3 separate regions of the Homo sapiens genome follow, and regions 2 and 3 are each linked to region 1. Evidence: chromatin contacts called from ENCODE Hi-C or POLR2A ChIA-PET data. All regions are on one chromosome and are shown on one strand. The core of a region is the stretch at or near the end of the contact, and the rest is flanking DNA. Distances in the headings are between cores, read along the strand shown.

The links. A loop is a pair of places that touch in the nucleus more often than their neighbours do. ChIA-PET counts read pairs that join two places held with the same protein, here RNA polymerase II (POLR2A). Pooled maps may share reads with other maps.
Region 2: a pooled map shows a loop between it and region 1 (1.9-fold over the local background). The contact joins two enhancer-like sites. A Hi-C loop is called at or near these places in 3 of 37 single-sample maps with no recorded cell type and 1 of 50 pooled maps. POLR2A ChIA-PET finds 5 or more read pairs at or near these places in 1 of 52 experiments (activated B cell).
Region 3: a loop to region 1 is called in a pooled map, with 2.0 times the contacts of the local background. The contact joins two enhancer-like sites. A Hi-C loop is called at or near these places in 6 of 37 single-sample maps with no recorded cell type and 2 of 50 pooled maps. POLR2A ChIA-PET finds 5 or more read pairs at or near these places in 3 of 52 experiments (A673, K562 and activated CD4-positive, alpha-beta T cell).

The regions. Positions count from the first base shown.
Region 1 is chr22:22,926,475-22,931,013 of GRCh38, forward strand. No RefSeq gene overlaps it. Among named protein-coding and RNA genes, the nearest start is that of IGLL5, 41 kb to the left of the region's middle. RefSeq lists enhancers at 2,031-2,080, 2,431-2,560, 2,811-2,870. Within about 2 kb of position 2,342, at least 7 of the 41 ENCODE cell types and tissues checked have a DNase peak (open chromatin) inside an H3K27ac peak, as active enhancers do.
Region 2 is chr22:22,751,378-22,755,916 of GRCh38, forward strand. It overlaps IGL and the pseudogene IGLV3-15. Among named protein-coding and RNA genes, the nearest start is that of LL22NC03-102D1.18, 42 kb to the left of the region's middle. Within about 2 kb of position 1,839, at least 6 of the 41 ENCODE cell types and tissues checked have a DNase peak (open chromatin) inside an H3K27ac peak, as active enhancers do.
Region 3 is chr22:22,785,694-22,790,232 of GRCh38, forward strand. It overlaps IGL and the pseudogene LOC100420967. Among named protein-coding and RNA genes, the nearest start is that of MIR650, 35 kb to the right of the region's middle. Within about 2 kb of position 2,663, at least 4 of the 41 ENCODE cell types and tissues checked have a DNase peak (open chromatin) inside an H3K27ac peak, as active enhancers do.

The DNA.
Region 1 (4,539 bases), core at 1,092-3,591:
CAAGACAGACGCATGCCCTTTGAGAGAGCAGCCGCCCCAGGCACACGCAGGCTCTGGGCTGTCAGGATGGGAGCACGTGGTCCTCTTCCACCCACCTCCCGAATCTCCCCTGCTCCCCGCACCCATTTCCCTGTGGCCCCCATTTCCCTGTGGTCACTGTAATCGGACCCCACTCCAGTCCCCTTCCCCACTGACTCTGGGAGCTGGGGTTGATGCTGGGGCTGGAGCAGTGACCAGCCCATGGTGACCCCGGCCCCATCCAGGTACTAGGCCACTGGCCACCAATCAACTATGGTTTCCCAAGCACCCATATGTGCCCAGCCTGGGCTTGGGACCCAGACCTAGTCCTGCCTGGCCCACTGCAGCAGTAATGGTGGGCTCTTCCTGGAGAGAACCTGGACCACAGTCTCTCTGCCTCAACATCTCAGTATGAAGGGCCAGAGACCCTCCTGATGGTCACCTTAGGAGCACAAATGTGGTCCTGCCAGGAAGAAGTAATAAAATGTGAATGCTGCCTTCCTCTGGCTGCCCCTCCCTCTCTCCTGCCTTTTACAAGTGGTAATCAAGGGCTCCTGGCCTCCACGGTCCCCTCCCTTCCTGCCTCAAGCCCAGCAGTCTCACCACCACCCCATCACAGCCCCAGTGGCCTGCACGTGGCTCAATCCAATGGTCCCCTCACTGTCCTCCTTCTGTTGACCTCAGGATGGGCTTGGCAACTCACATCATTCTCGTCATCTTGAAGCCCCTCACCCACCCACCCCCACCCCCACCCCCCGCCAAGGTCCTCTCTTCTATGGTCCCCTCCCACTTTGTTCTGCTGCTGCCCCATCAGGGCCACCGGCAGCTAGCACCCTTGGTGACTCTTTCTTTCACTGTGTGATTCATGAACTACCGGAATGTAAAAGGGTTCCTTGCTCCTTCCCCGGCCCCAGCCCTCAGCCCAGTGGTGCCTCAGGCTTGATGGCTGCCCAGGGCTGCTGACCACGCTCTCCTGGTGCCGCCCTGCCCAGCACCGATCTGGGACACCACGGGAGCCTGGAAGCAGGGGCTGCACCCCTCACGTCCTCCGATGTTCAGCCAGGTGCTGGGCTGGGTATCACTGAGCCCCTCGATGGCCACTGCTCGACAGTGGAACTGCTCCCGGCTCTGCTGAAGATGCTACCTCACCTGCCACCTGGCCCAGGGCCACTTCCAGGGAAACCCTGCACTGGCGTCTGTCCTCTCTATGTCATGGGATCCCAAACCACCCCAGGAGGCACGTGTCCATGTCCCGCACACCTTACAGATGAGGAGACGGAGATTCGGAGACCAGCAGCCTGCCCGAGTCCCACAGCTGCCCAGGGCTGCACAGATGGTGGGCACTGGGACTCTGATCCAAGGTCAACCCAGAGCCAGCCCCTTCCCTAAGGCGTGCAGAGGAGGCTGAGCCTGCCCAGGTCCTGCAGGTGTTCAGGGCAGCACAGTGGTTGCCCAGGCCCCTGACCTAGGCCACCCTTCCATCCTGAGGCCGTGCCTGGGCAAGGCCAAGAGATGGTGCTGAGTGCATGAACCCCCTTGTGGCTCTGTGGGATGGGCAGACCTGGGCTCCTCATTCTCTGTTGACTCAGTGGGTGAAAGAGGCAGGCAGGAGGGCAGCCATGGGGGTGCCCTCTGAGTCTACAAAGCAGAGCCAGGACAGGTGTTCATGTGCCCATTTCACAGATGAGAGGACTGAGGCTCCGATGGGAGGGGTGATGACCCACCTAGGGTCACACAGTAGGTTACCGGCTGACCCATGCCCGCCTCTTTTCATGACTCCTCGGCCCTAAGGGCTTTTCATTCATTCATTCATCCATTCATTTGTTCAGACTCACTCATTCATTCATTCAACAAACTCTCAGCTGTGGGCCAGGGGCTGGTGTATGCAGCCCAGGACCACCTGCCCTAGAGGAGCTCACAAGCTTGGAGAACGACATGGAGACACCACTGCCCCCACCCTGTCAAGTCTCCAAGGTTGGCACTCTGCCCAGGGAGTGTCTGGGGCAGCAGGAGCATCTCCCCACACTCAGGAAAAGATTTAACTGAAAGAACCATCTGAGAGAGCCCCAGCTGTGATCCTTGGGCCACAGTGGGAACATCACAGTCCCTCACTGACCCTCACAGTGACCCTGAGGCCTAAAGCTGCCATTGCCCACCTCACAGAGGGGACGTGAACCATGATGGATGCACCAGCGCTGCCCAGGCTCCACCCAGTTCAGGAGTAGCCGAGTTGGGCCTTAGCCCACGCCTGTCTTCACATGCCACTGTGTCTAGCTCAGACCGGGGCCAGCCCCTCACGAGTGATGGCCTCATGACACCGAAGGAGGGTTGGTCTGTGCTGGGGGAACCCCTCAAGGTATAGGGAAGAGTGTCACAGTGGGGGATGGGGTGAGAGGAACTCGTCCTGGCCCTGGCCCTGCTTAGCTGCAGCCTGGGCTGAGGGAGGTGTTCTGAGTCAGATCAGGGAGGGGCCCTGTGGCTTCCTCTACAGCAAAGCCAGAGCCCAGAATAGCCTGGGAGGGGGTGCAGGGGCCCTGCTGGAGGAGAGGGGGGTGGCTGCTCAGGGCCCTGCGGGAGGAAAGGACTGGGAGCTACTATGAACTGAGTGGGTGACTCTCCCATCAGGCCCAGCCTCCTGTGGGGCCTGCAAAGCCACCAAGAGAGTGTCCCCAGCCAGGCCTGGACAAAGGCACCATTACCCTTCAACCCCCATATTCACTGAATCCAGGGGCAAGAAGGGGGACATCGACACTCACCTGGGAACAAGCAAACCAGCTCAGATGCCCCATAACGAGGCCACCAGATCCCAGGCAAGCCCCCATTCCTCAACACAAAGGTCCAAAATCAAGTTTCCAGCCAACTAGAACATGCGAATTTTGGGGACATAGAGGAAATAATCACCATCCACTCGCAATGCCCACTGCTAATGACACAGCACAATGCTGAGGATGTTGCTCCTCCCTCCCGACATGTCATCCTCTTCTCCAGAGTCTCTGTCACACCAGGGCCAGGTTCTGGATTCCCCACCCACCCCGCCTGCAGGACACGAGTCCTTGATGTTGACCCCACACCCTGGGCTCCATCCCTGACCTAAGGACCAGCTTCTACGGCCCTGAAAGAGTCGTGTGTCATGACTTGACACTGGTCCTCTTCCCTGTGCTGAATGAGACGTGAAGGAAAAATGACCCCAAATCTGCCCAGGATCCCCTGCGCCACACGTGAGATGCTCCAGTTCCCTCGGGGATTCAGAAGCATCCCTAGCTGGCATCAACGGAGGCCGGGAAGACTAGGTCTTTTCCCAAAATGCTTAGTTATGCAAACACCTCAAAAGGCACCCGTACCTCTTGTAACAACCCAAGCGTGAGGACTCCCTCTTTCTGGGGTGATCTGGGGAAACTGCTCTCCTACATGGTCATCTTGAGGATTGCAGATGGGCCACGGAAATGTCAACACAGTGACATCAGCAGGGGCAGTAGGGTCAGGATCAGGGTCAGTCTTTGTCACTTGGTCACTTGGGACCACATCAAACCTGACCCTGTTTGGCCAGTAATTTCACAAGGGTGGTCTCCCCAGGAAACACGTGGGCTGGGCAAGGTCTGAGGGGAGGGGGATGACCTGCATCCTGCATTTTCCAGGACATTCCCAGTTTGTGCCACTGACTCTGGAAGCTGAGGTGGATGCTAGAGCAGTGTCCAGCCCCTGGTGACCCTTAGCCCCATCCAGGTCCCCAGACCACTGGCCACCAATCAGCTGCAGTTTCCCAGGTGCCTATGTGTACCCAGCCTCAGCTCGGGACCCAGGCCTGGCCGTGCCTGGCCCATTGTAGCAGTAATGGTGGGCTCTGCCCAGAGACCCAGGCCTGGGCTGCCTCCAGGACCCCCACCCACATCTATCAGAGAGACTCGTGAAGTTATTAATAGTGCCCCTTCCACTCCCAGGAACATCCCAGTTTAAACAACAAATTTTGGTTGCCCAAGCTCAGAGTAACTGTTTGCTAAATGACTGAATGACGTTCTTCATAATGGCTAATAATGAGGGGGAGGAAGCCAAGCCCAGCCACCTAGCACTATGGTAAGCAGTGCTGGACATTACAATGGGGGCCAGGGGCCAGGAGAGCCTCACTAGGGGCCACATCCAGGCAGTCACCATGACATTCCTGGTCCCCTGCCTGGAGCCCCTAGAAATGAGCTCACTCAGGCCCAGCTCACAACACAACCAGGGGTGGCCCTAATACCATCTCCCACTCAGCAACAGCACACCACGTCCAGAGACCGGCAAGGGACAGCTCCTCTGGGCAGCCCTAGTTCCTGGGGAGACCACAGGCAGCAGGGAGAATGCCTCCTGGCTTTGGGACAGGAGCCAGGGAGGGGCTGGGTGACTTCTGTGGCTGGCAACACAGAGCCCCCGTGTCAGCTCCAGGAAAGAGTAGCCCACAGCCAGGACGACCCACCAGGGCACCCGCAGTGTGCCTCTTTCCATACAGGCCATCCTTCATGGTGACTCTCTCTTCCTATAGCAACA
Region 2 (4,539 bases), core at 589-3,088, 180 kb before region 1:
CTTTCTGAGGAGCTCACTAAGAAACCCTTGATGCCAGGCCCAGGACCTGCGCCTCTGCTGCATGTCCCAGGGCTGCAGGTGTGAAGGGAGGGTCCTGCTGGGTGAGGGTGATGCCCTTTTCCAGGAGAGATGTCTGATTCCAGTCTCTAGGGCCACATTTATTGGGCTTTCTTTTCTCACTAGGATGTCTCAGTCTTTTTATTTCCTTCTTTAAAAGTACAACTGGTTTAGGGTGACCTGCTCGGGTCCCCTTCCACATTGTAGAAGCTTTGTTATTTCACTCTTCACAAAAAATCTCGCTGCTGCTCACTCTTTGGGTCCATGCCACCTTAAAAAAAAAGTACAACTGGTTTAATCATGAAATCATGTGTACACACTGAAGTTTACAGATTATTGCCATCAGCATATATATATATATATATATATATATATATATATATACTGTTTCTGGTTGGGACAACTGTGGACAAGGCCATACTGGGGTCTCTGTCTCTCTCGTTATCACAAGTGAGGATACTAACAGCTCTCTTTTATGCAGACTGTGGTCATGTTTCCCAGTTGCACACGAATGTCTCTTATGGTTGTTTAGTTTCCTTACCAGCCAAGACCCTTAAGTTTTCATGCAGACAATTGGATGTTATTTCTCTCTGACCCAACATTTTTCAAACAGTATTCCTTGGAACCCAACAAAAGTTCCACAAGAAAAGCTCAAGTCTCTGGTGCACAGTTGGACCAGGTTCATTGTGTGCAGTAGGACCTTGCTCAAGTGATGGGTCCATTTGATATTTTCACTATCAAGGGGAAGGGTGTTACGACTTTTGGGCACTGAGTTGATAGAGGGAAGATAGCAGCTGATGATGGCCCTACCCACCAATGTGTGTGTGGGCAGTACCTATTGATGGATTTAGAAGTTGAGGGAACTGTTTATTCTGCAGATGGAATTTCCAGTACTGAATCTCCAGCACCCAGCCACTAGCATTCAGCAGGTGCTCTGTAAGAAGACCTTCACTGCCAATCACAGCCATTACACAGGTGAAGGAGAGGATGACTTTTAACAGCCACTGACTCACAGTAAACTGAGGTAGAAATTCAGCTTCACAAAGTGACTTTGAGGGAACAGACTGAGGAAGCAGGTTAATTATTCGCTGAAGGCTTTGCCCAGAGCAGGAACAATACAGGGTTGATGAGGACGTAGGGATGCCCTGGTGTGGAAGGAACAAGGCCTGAACCAGGAGCAGGAAGAAGCATGGGAAAGACCACGCTGCCACATGTGATGAGTCAGCACATGGAAGGCACAGCAAATGTTGCGCAAAGGTTTTTGTGTAATAACCTGGCAAACAGCTGCTTCTCTATCCAGATTCATGAGCCAAAAAATGTTACTGATGCATTGCTGTCACATGTTAAAATGCTGGGAAGCATGGTGACATTCAAGGAAACCTGTTCTCTGCAAACACCTACCCACCGGCACAGGAGACACCCCAGCTATGCCAAGGGCTTTGTCTTCCTCTGGAGTAAGAGCCTGGGAACAATCAGGTGGCCCCTGAAAGGGGTGCCGCGTCTTCTGCTCTGCATGGCTGAGTTAATTGGGGAACTCCCAGAGAACATTCCAGAAAACAGTCAACCTGTCTGTGCTGGGTGCATTGAGCATGACCCAGGATCAATGGAAGAGACAGAAGCTTAATTTCCTTATGGCTGCAAGGTGAGCACTGGGAGGACGGCTGAGGCAGGTTAGCCACCGCCCCTGAGTGGCTTCAGCCCCAGGCAAACAGGGACAGGTGAAGGGCCTATCTGAGCGCACCTGTATCTAACCAGTCCCAGCATCAGCAACTGCATCCTGTGGACCACGAGGGGGTGTGTGTGCCCAGCCCCTCACAGATCACCTGAGCATAAACAGGAAATTCTCCACCTTACACCCGACTGCACAACACATCTGCCTCCAGCTCTTCATTTACAAGGTGATATCACATCAGACAGGGACTGATCTGGGTCCCAGATCCCTCAGGTTTCCGCTATCCTTTCCAGTCCCCACACAGAGCAGACTCTTCACTGCAGGGTGTTGAGCCAGCTCTTCCCCTCACAATGCCTGTTACAGGTTTACAAGTTACTGTTCTCCAATATGATTGGGGTTTGTTTCACTGTTTCTCTATATATATATATTTGCATTTTCTTGGGTAAGCTGAGCCCCTTGTACCTGGTCTTGAGTCAGGCAGGGGCCACACAGAGAAGAGGACTTCCTCCCCTGGCACCAGCCGTCCACAGATCAGGGCATCAAGGACCTGAGCAGCAGGTTCTGAATCCACACCTAGACCCCGGAAGTCCCTGAGCTCCCAGCCGACAGTGTGGAGCAGCCACCAGGGGGAAGCAGAGAATCAACTGGCAAAGCGACCTGGGGATGGGGCAGGCCTGGGTGATAGGGAGATGCTGACATGCAGTAAGAGCCAGTGACCACCACCTCAGATTTAGAGGGAAAGGGTCTTTATTGTCCTAGAGTATTGTCCTTGACACTGATGTAAAAATTCTAGAATCACATTTTGTCTTCAGCTCTTTTGCATGCTGACTCTTTGTCTGACACAGATCCAGGCACTTGACTTCTCACAACGCCCCCTCCTCCACACCCAGTTGTGCTAAAACTGCATCCCCCTCATGTGCAGTGTCCTCTCTGAGGTCACAGGTATCCCCCTACTCCCATTTGATCTGGGAACCCCTGTCCTGCAGACATAGTGGCTGGCTTCTAACTTCCTAGCTGCCCCTCCACATCCACCGTCCCTGGTCTTTCCCGACTCTCTCCTGGGGAAGCTGCCAAATCACAGCTCTTGATTTCCTGGTGAGTCACAAAATAGTTGCTCATTAACCTTTAGTTGACTTAAGTTCTTATCCATTGATACATTTTCCCCAGCAACTGGAGACATCATATTTATAATAAACATTCACTTCTGGGGATCTTGGAGTTTGCAGCCCCCTCTCATTCTCTCATGGAGCAAACATTTCCTTCACCTCCTCATCTGTCCCTGGTCCTGACAGCATCCTGGAGATACTGAGGCACAGCAGCAATGACCTACCTAGAAGCTCACAGCCAAGGCAGAAACTTCCAGCATCTCATGGATCTTCCAACACTCTGTGCGCACTTGGCAAATAAGGAATTTCATTGACCTCTATCACTCAGAGGTTGTGGGCTGTGGTGGGACCCGCACCTGTCCAAGGTGTGCATTATCACCTGTACAGTGGAGACGAAGAGGGAACTTGCATTGGGTTCTGGAAAGTACTGTCTAAAAATAGATTTAGACCTACACCAGAAATGTCCTCTCTAACATAAAATATTTATGATAGGACACATTAGAGGCCTAGACCAAAATGAAATACCTCCCTCCAGAGCCAAGATAGAATGGAGGAGGGGACTGGGGACCCCAGATAATTCCACAGTTACCAGCATGACTCTATGGTCACCTCCCAGACCAGGTCAAAACCCATCCCATAGGAGGGACTTCATATTCCTTTGTAAATACAGACAAAGTCACCTCTGAGCTCTGCTGTGACCAAGGGAGCCCAGGAGTGAGGCTGAGCACAGTGTGATGTGGGGATGTGTGCAGAGAATATGGAATCAATTCATAAAGGAGATCCTGTGGGCAAAGGGTGGGAGGGCAAGGTCACCCCTAACCTCTTTGGGTCCCTTGGGGCTGTGCCCTTCTCGAAATCACAAGGCTCCTCCAGCAGCAGCCCCTGACTCTGCTGATTGGCATCATGGACCCTTCTCTCCAACAAGGGGTTGAGAGACCTGGGAGGAGCCTGCCCAGCCTCAGACTTGAGAAGCAGCATTGGAGGCACTTCAGCCATGGCCTGGCCCCTCTTTTCCTTGGTCTCCTGACTCACTGCACAGGTGCTGCCCCCAGGGTCTCACCCACCTGCCCAGCCCCAGGCCTCCAGGTTCAGCCTGGCCGTCAGTCTGAGCTCAGCAGGGCCCTGTGTGTGGTGGGCAGGATGCTCGTGACCCTGCTGCAGGGGGAGGGGCTGGTTGGGGTGAAATGCCCCCACTCTGTGCTCCTGTGCTCATAGGTGCCCTGAGAGCTCTTTTATTCCTGGGGCTCACTCCAGCCCTGGCAAGTAGCCAGATATCCTTGGGTTGAGACCCTCAGTTTCAAGTTTTTTCTGTCCCCTTTTCTTTCCTTGTAGGCTCTGTCACCTATGAGCTGACACAGTCACCCTCAGCGTCAGTGGCCCCAGGACAGATGACCAGGATCACCTGTGGGGAAAGCAGTATTGGAAGTAAAAGTGCTCAATGGTACCAGCAGAAGCCAGCCAGGCCCGTGTGTGGGTCATCTATGGGGATAGCGGGCGGCCTTCAGGGATCTCTGAGAGATTCTCTGGCTCCAACTTGGGGAACGTGGCCACCCTGACCATCAACAGGACCCAGGGTGGGGACAAGGCTATTACTGTAAGATGTGGGACATTAGCACTCCTCATCCCACAGTGACACAGGGAGATGAAGGAGCAAAACACAAAAACCTCTTCCATTGGTGTCACTCTTGTCCTCCAGCCCAGGAA
Region 3 (4,539 bases), core at 1,413-3,912, 140 kb before region 1:
GAGGGCAGACCTCCAAGGTTGGAGGAAGAAGCCGCCTCTGGGAGCAGGAGGAGCTGCTGGATCCCCTCCTCCCAGGTTTCTTTTCCTGCCCCCCAGCGCCTCTTGCAGGCAGGCAAACAACCCCAGCAGGAGCAGCAGCAGGCCCTTCAGCCGCAGGGCTGCAGCTCTGCTGAATGAGAGAAGCCTCTCTCTGGCGAGTCAGAGGAGCGCAGGCCATATACCCGGGTCTCTACCTCCATGTCTCCCACTGTGCCCAGGACTGAGCCCAGCGTGGGAGATGCGGGCTGGGGCCGTGCTGGCCACCCCCTCTCTTCCACCTCTTGCTCCAGCCATGCTTTCAGCTCCAGGGCTGAGGCCAGTGGCTAGAGCAGATCTCATGATGTCAGGTAGCTCCTCACTGGGCTGGTCCTTGGCAGGACCAGGACAGGGGCAGGAGGGATCTGGAGCTGCTGATAGCTCCAGTTCTGTCCCTGAAGGGGGGTCTTCCCCTGGTGCTGGCACTGGCTCATCAGCTGGCGCTGGAATTTCCTGTGTTGCTGCACATGGAACAGGAGATGAAAAAGAAGAAAGACTCACCAACGTCAGTCACTTTCCACTGGAATTTTCACACACAGAATCAACCTCGCTGAATGTAAGGTATTCCAGCCCGAAAACACTGCCCCTGCAAAGGCTCATAGACTATAGGCCACCTCACCGTGTGCCTGTGCCTCGATGAACTCCAGAGGCTCCAGCTGGACAAGAACAATGTGCAGATGTGGCCGCGATGGGATCACCGGTGGGGCCTGGCCTGGTAGGGCCTGCCCTGGGCTGCCCTGTGGTACTTGGGGGCGCCTTTGCCCAAATGGCCAGAGGCGCCTGGAGTGAGAGATGAGTGAGGTATTGCCCCTCACAAGAGGGCATTAGCTGCGGGGATCCGCCCACAGACCCTGACCCAAATGACGGATGAATAAAACGTACACTGACACAGAGTTATTCTGCTTTGCCAGTCCTGCTGAGTGTCCCACTGCCTGCACACCAAGAGAGGTTTGTCACTGCAGCTGGCCGTGAATAGCTCGCACTGCAGGCATTTATTTAGTATAGAATTTACAACGGAAGCTTTGAGTAAATACTCTTGTGGATAATTAACATGGTTAAGAGAGTAGTTCTACCAATGATTAAAGCTCAGGTACCATGGTTTAAAGTAAATACCACTGGGGGCAATTTCCCGGGTCTACCTCCCCCCTCCTCCCCAAGAGGACTATCTGGCTCAAAGGCTAGTTAATGGAAGTAGGGTAAACAGACTTAACTGGGGAAGCCTCTATTGTCCCTAACATTTACCCTATGAGCTAATGCTCTAAGATAAGAAGCAGCTGCCTTCAGCCTGTTCAATTATTACAAGCTATGTAACCTTTCCGCCTTCCAAAAGGTTTGTGACTATTCCCTGTAACTTTCCCTAATATTTCCCTTTAATATTTCTGCCACCATCCTGAGTGAATCCCAATAGATGAGCCTGCGTCAGCATTGTGGGAAAAGGCTCTCGCTCTGGGCCCTCCTGAAGCAGGAGACTCGAGATGTGGGAATGCAGCATGAGAACATCTTGCTCTCCTGAGCATCTCCCACCAAGGGAGCTGGCTGCGGGTCTGTCCCTAGGATGTGGGTGCCTGATTACCAGAGTTCTAAGTTCTGTTAGAGTCCATCACCAAGGAAGTGAAGTCACTTCTTTAAGGTTCCGTACCCTCGGCTCCTTCCTTCAAAACCTACTCAGAACCCCCTGGGCTGCTGGCTGCTCACCCTCCCCCCAGGTCAGCTCCTTACCTGTACACAGGTAAGTCCACCCAGTGTCTGCTTGTACACCTGTGCCTGATGTGCACCTGGGGCCTGGGAATCCACTTAGGGCCTGTGATCCAACAGGGGCCTAATGTTGATTAAAACTAATTTTGATTATTCCTATGGAGAAGGAAAGGCCTTCTAGCAATAAGAAGCAGAGTTCCAAATCAAATACGTAAAAATGATCAAAACCTTGTAAAAGAAAAGTATCTTAATTTTAATCACTGAAATGTTAACTTTTTGATAAATATTTAAGGTTATAATGAAAAATAAAACAATACTAATAAAATAACAGTTGCAGGAAATGCTATTGAGTTTCTTGTTTGTGGTTTGAACACTGAAAGGTCCCACCTAGTTATGGTCATAATTTCCTACCTTAATCTTCTTGTTCTTATGAGTAATAGAAAAAAACACAATGACGATGAATGTGATGATGGTTCAAATACACAACTGAAGTTTAGTGGCAGAAACATCAGGTGCTCCCAATTACAGTGCAGCTGTTCTTACTGAGGTGAGAAAAAAAATCTTGTTTTCAATACACACGGGAAGCAGGAGTGCACGCGGATATGACCGCATTTCTCTGAACTTATGTTTTTCACAGAAGAGCTACAGTTTATCCTGCATTCTCCGTTCTGTGATCAAAAACCATGGAACAGAGAAGAGCATTTCAACCTGAGACTCAATTATAAGAATTGCGTCTGCCCCACCTCCCTGCAACCATATATGCCACCTCTCTGTGCTGAGCCTGAGGGGTTCACATATGGCACAGACTGAGGCTGGACTCAACAGTCCTTACCCTCGCAGGTGACAGGCGTTCTGGGGTCACTTGGAGGAGGGAAGCTCCTGGGCTCTGTCTTCTCCACCAGCAGGGGGCAGCACAGCTGCAGACAGAAGAGAGGCTGAGGCTGCCCAGAAGGAGCCTAAGAGGGAGGCCAGCCATGAAGGCTCAAAAGGTGTCCAAGGATCAGTCCTCAATTTGGAAGTCCAGTAAAGTGCATCCTATCCCCTCGGGCTGCAGTAACTCCGTCCTGACTGTAAGACTCATGCAGCGTCACTCAGGGCACTGACAGGAGCCCAGGGACAGTGAGAGCCTCACCTGGGAAATGCAGCTGGAGGCGCCTGGGCCCCGGTGTCAGCCTGGGGAGCTTCCACAGGGCTGGGATTCCCTGGGAGACGCCCCGAGGTCAAGGTGCTCTAGGAGGGGGCCACAGTGTGAGAGGACAGGGTTTCCAGGGCCCAAGCCCTTCACCTAGTATTGCTGCCTGAGCCTCCTGCCACTCTCATGGTCTTGTCCCTCTCTGATCAGCAGCATTCTGGGGAGCTGAGCCCTCAGTCCTGGGCACTTCCAGAGACCTCCCCCCGCCACCCCTTCTCCCTCTGCCTTTCCTTCCAGCTCCAGGCATACTGTGACTCAGGGGGCAGCTCCTGTGCTCAGGGGAGTCTCACGTGGGTGGGGTGGTGCACTCAGGACCCTGGCTCCAGGATGTGGCATTTCCAGCCTCCTTGAGGAGATGCTCTCCACAGGGAAGGGGATTCTCACCTGCCTCAGGCCAGAGCTCTGGCCACGAGGCTGTCCTTGGCTCAGGGACAGGATACACCTCATTGCAGGAACCAAGGACCACCCACCCTGCAGACCCCACACCCTGTCCAAAGGCTGTGTCCCTGGGATGCTTACAGCGACCATGGGGCTTAAAGTTGAATTTCCCATCAATATTTCATGTAAACTTGCAAAAAGCACAAGAAAACCACACTGGGCTGAGAACTCTGGTGCTATTTTGCTGCTTTTTACAAGTTTACATAAAATATTGATTGGAAAAATAAACAATGGCAGAGCTGAGGATGGCAATGGCTGGTCTACTGTGGGGATGGGGATGGCCTAGAAGTATCAGCCCCATGGGTGAAATGAGACCAGACGTCCTGATGACTCCACATGGGTGAGTGGTTCCTTAAATGACTCAACTATTCTCACTGAAATAGTTAACTAGTGTCCTAATGACACAATCCATCATTTAGATGAAATGACCAGGATGGGACATTTCCTCCAGCCAGGAAGACTGTGGACAAATTCATGAACTGGGCTGGCCCAGTTCACCTGGGTCTGAGACCCCCTGGATCTGAGTCCCTCCAGCCCTCCAGGCAGGCTCTGAAGAGGGGGCGTCAAGAGTGGATTTAGACTTAGGTGACCAGGATGTATTGGGGTTTGAGGACTCAGCTGTGACTTAGGGAAATGGGGCCTGATTGAATCATCAGACTGAGGTAGACATCCATCAGCTGGGCTCTGGATTTCCATTGGTCATGACAAGCCAGTCCTTGGCCTGAATATCCTGGATCAGTCCCCAGAACTGCCCAGCTCAGGCTCAAGTCATTCTCTACAGAAAAACCAGTGGAGTGGACACTGTAGGATCTGCCCAGATTCTTTCTTCTGAGCTCACCCACCCAGCACTGCTGGGAGCTTGTGGCAGCTGAGAGCTGTGCCTTTCCTGGGAAGTGTGGCTCAGCGCAGAAAACTGCCTCCTCCAGGTTTATGCCCTTCCTCAGCAAGATTAGGTTTCATGACTGCCTGAGGCCAAGTTCTCAAGACTCTGCCTCAATATAGGAGGAAATGAAAATCCTCCCAGCTCCACAGCTCCCTGTAGGAAAGACTGAGACCTCAATGTGCGTCAGGGTCTCTTTCCGCCCAGTGTTGCCTCCCTCACATCCTCTGTGCATGAATTCCTCATCTCAGAGTCTGCT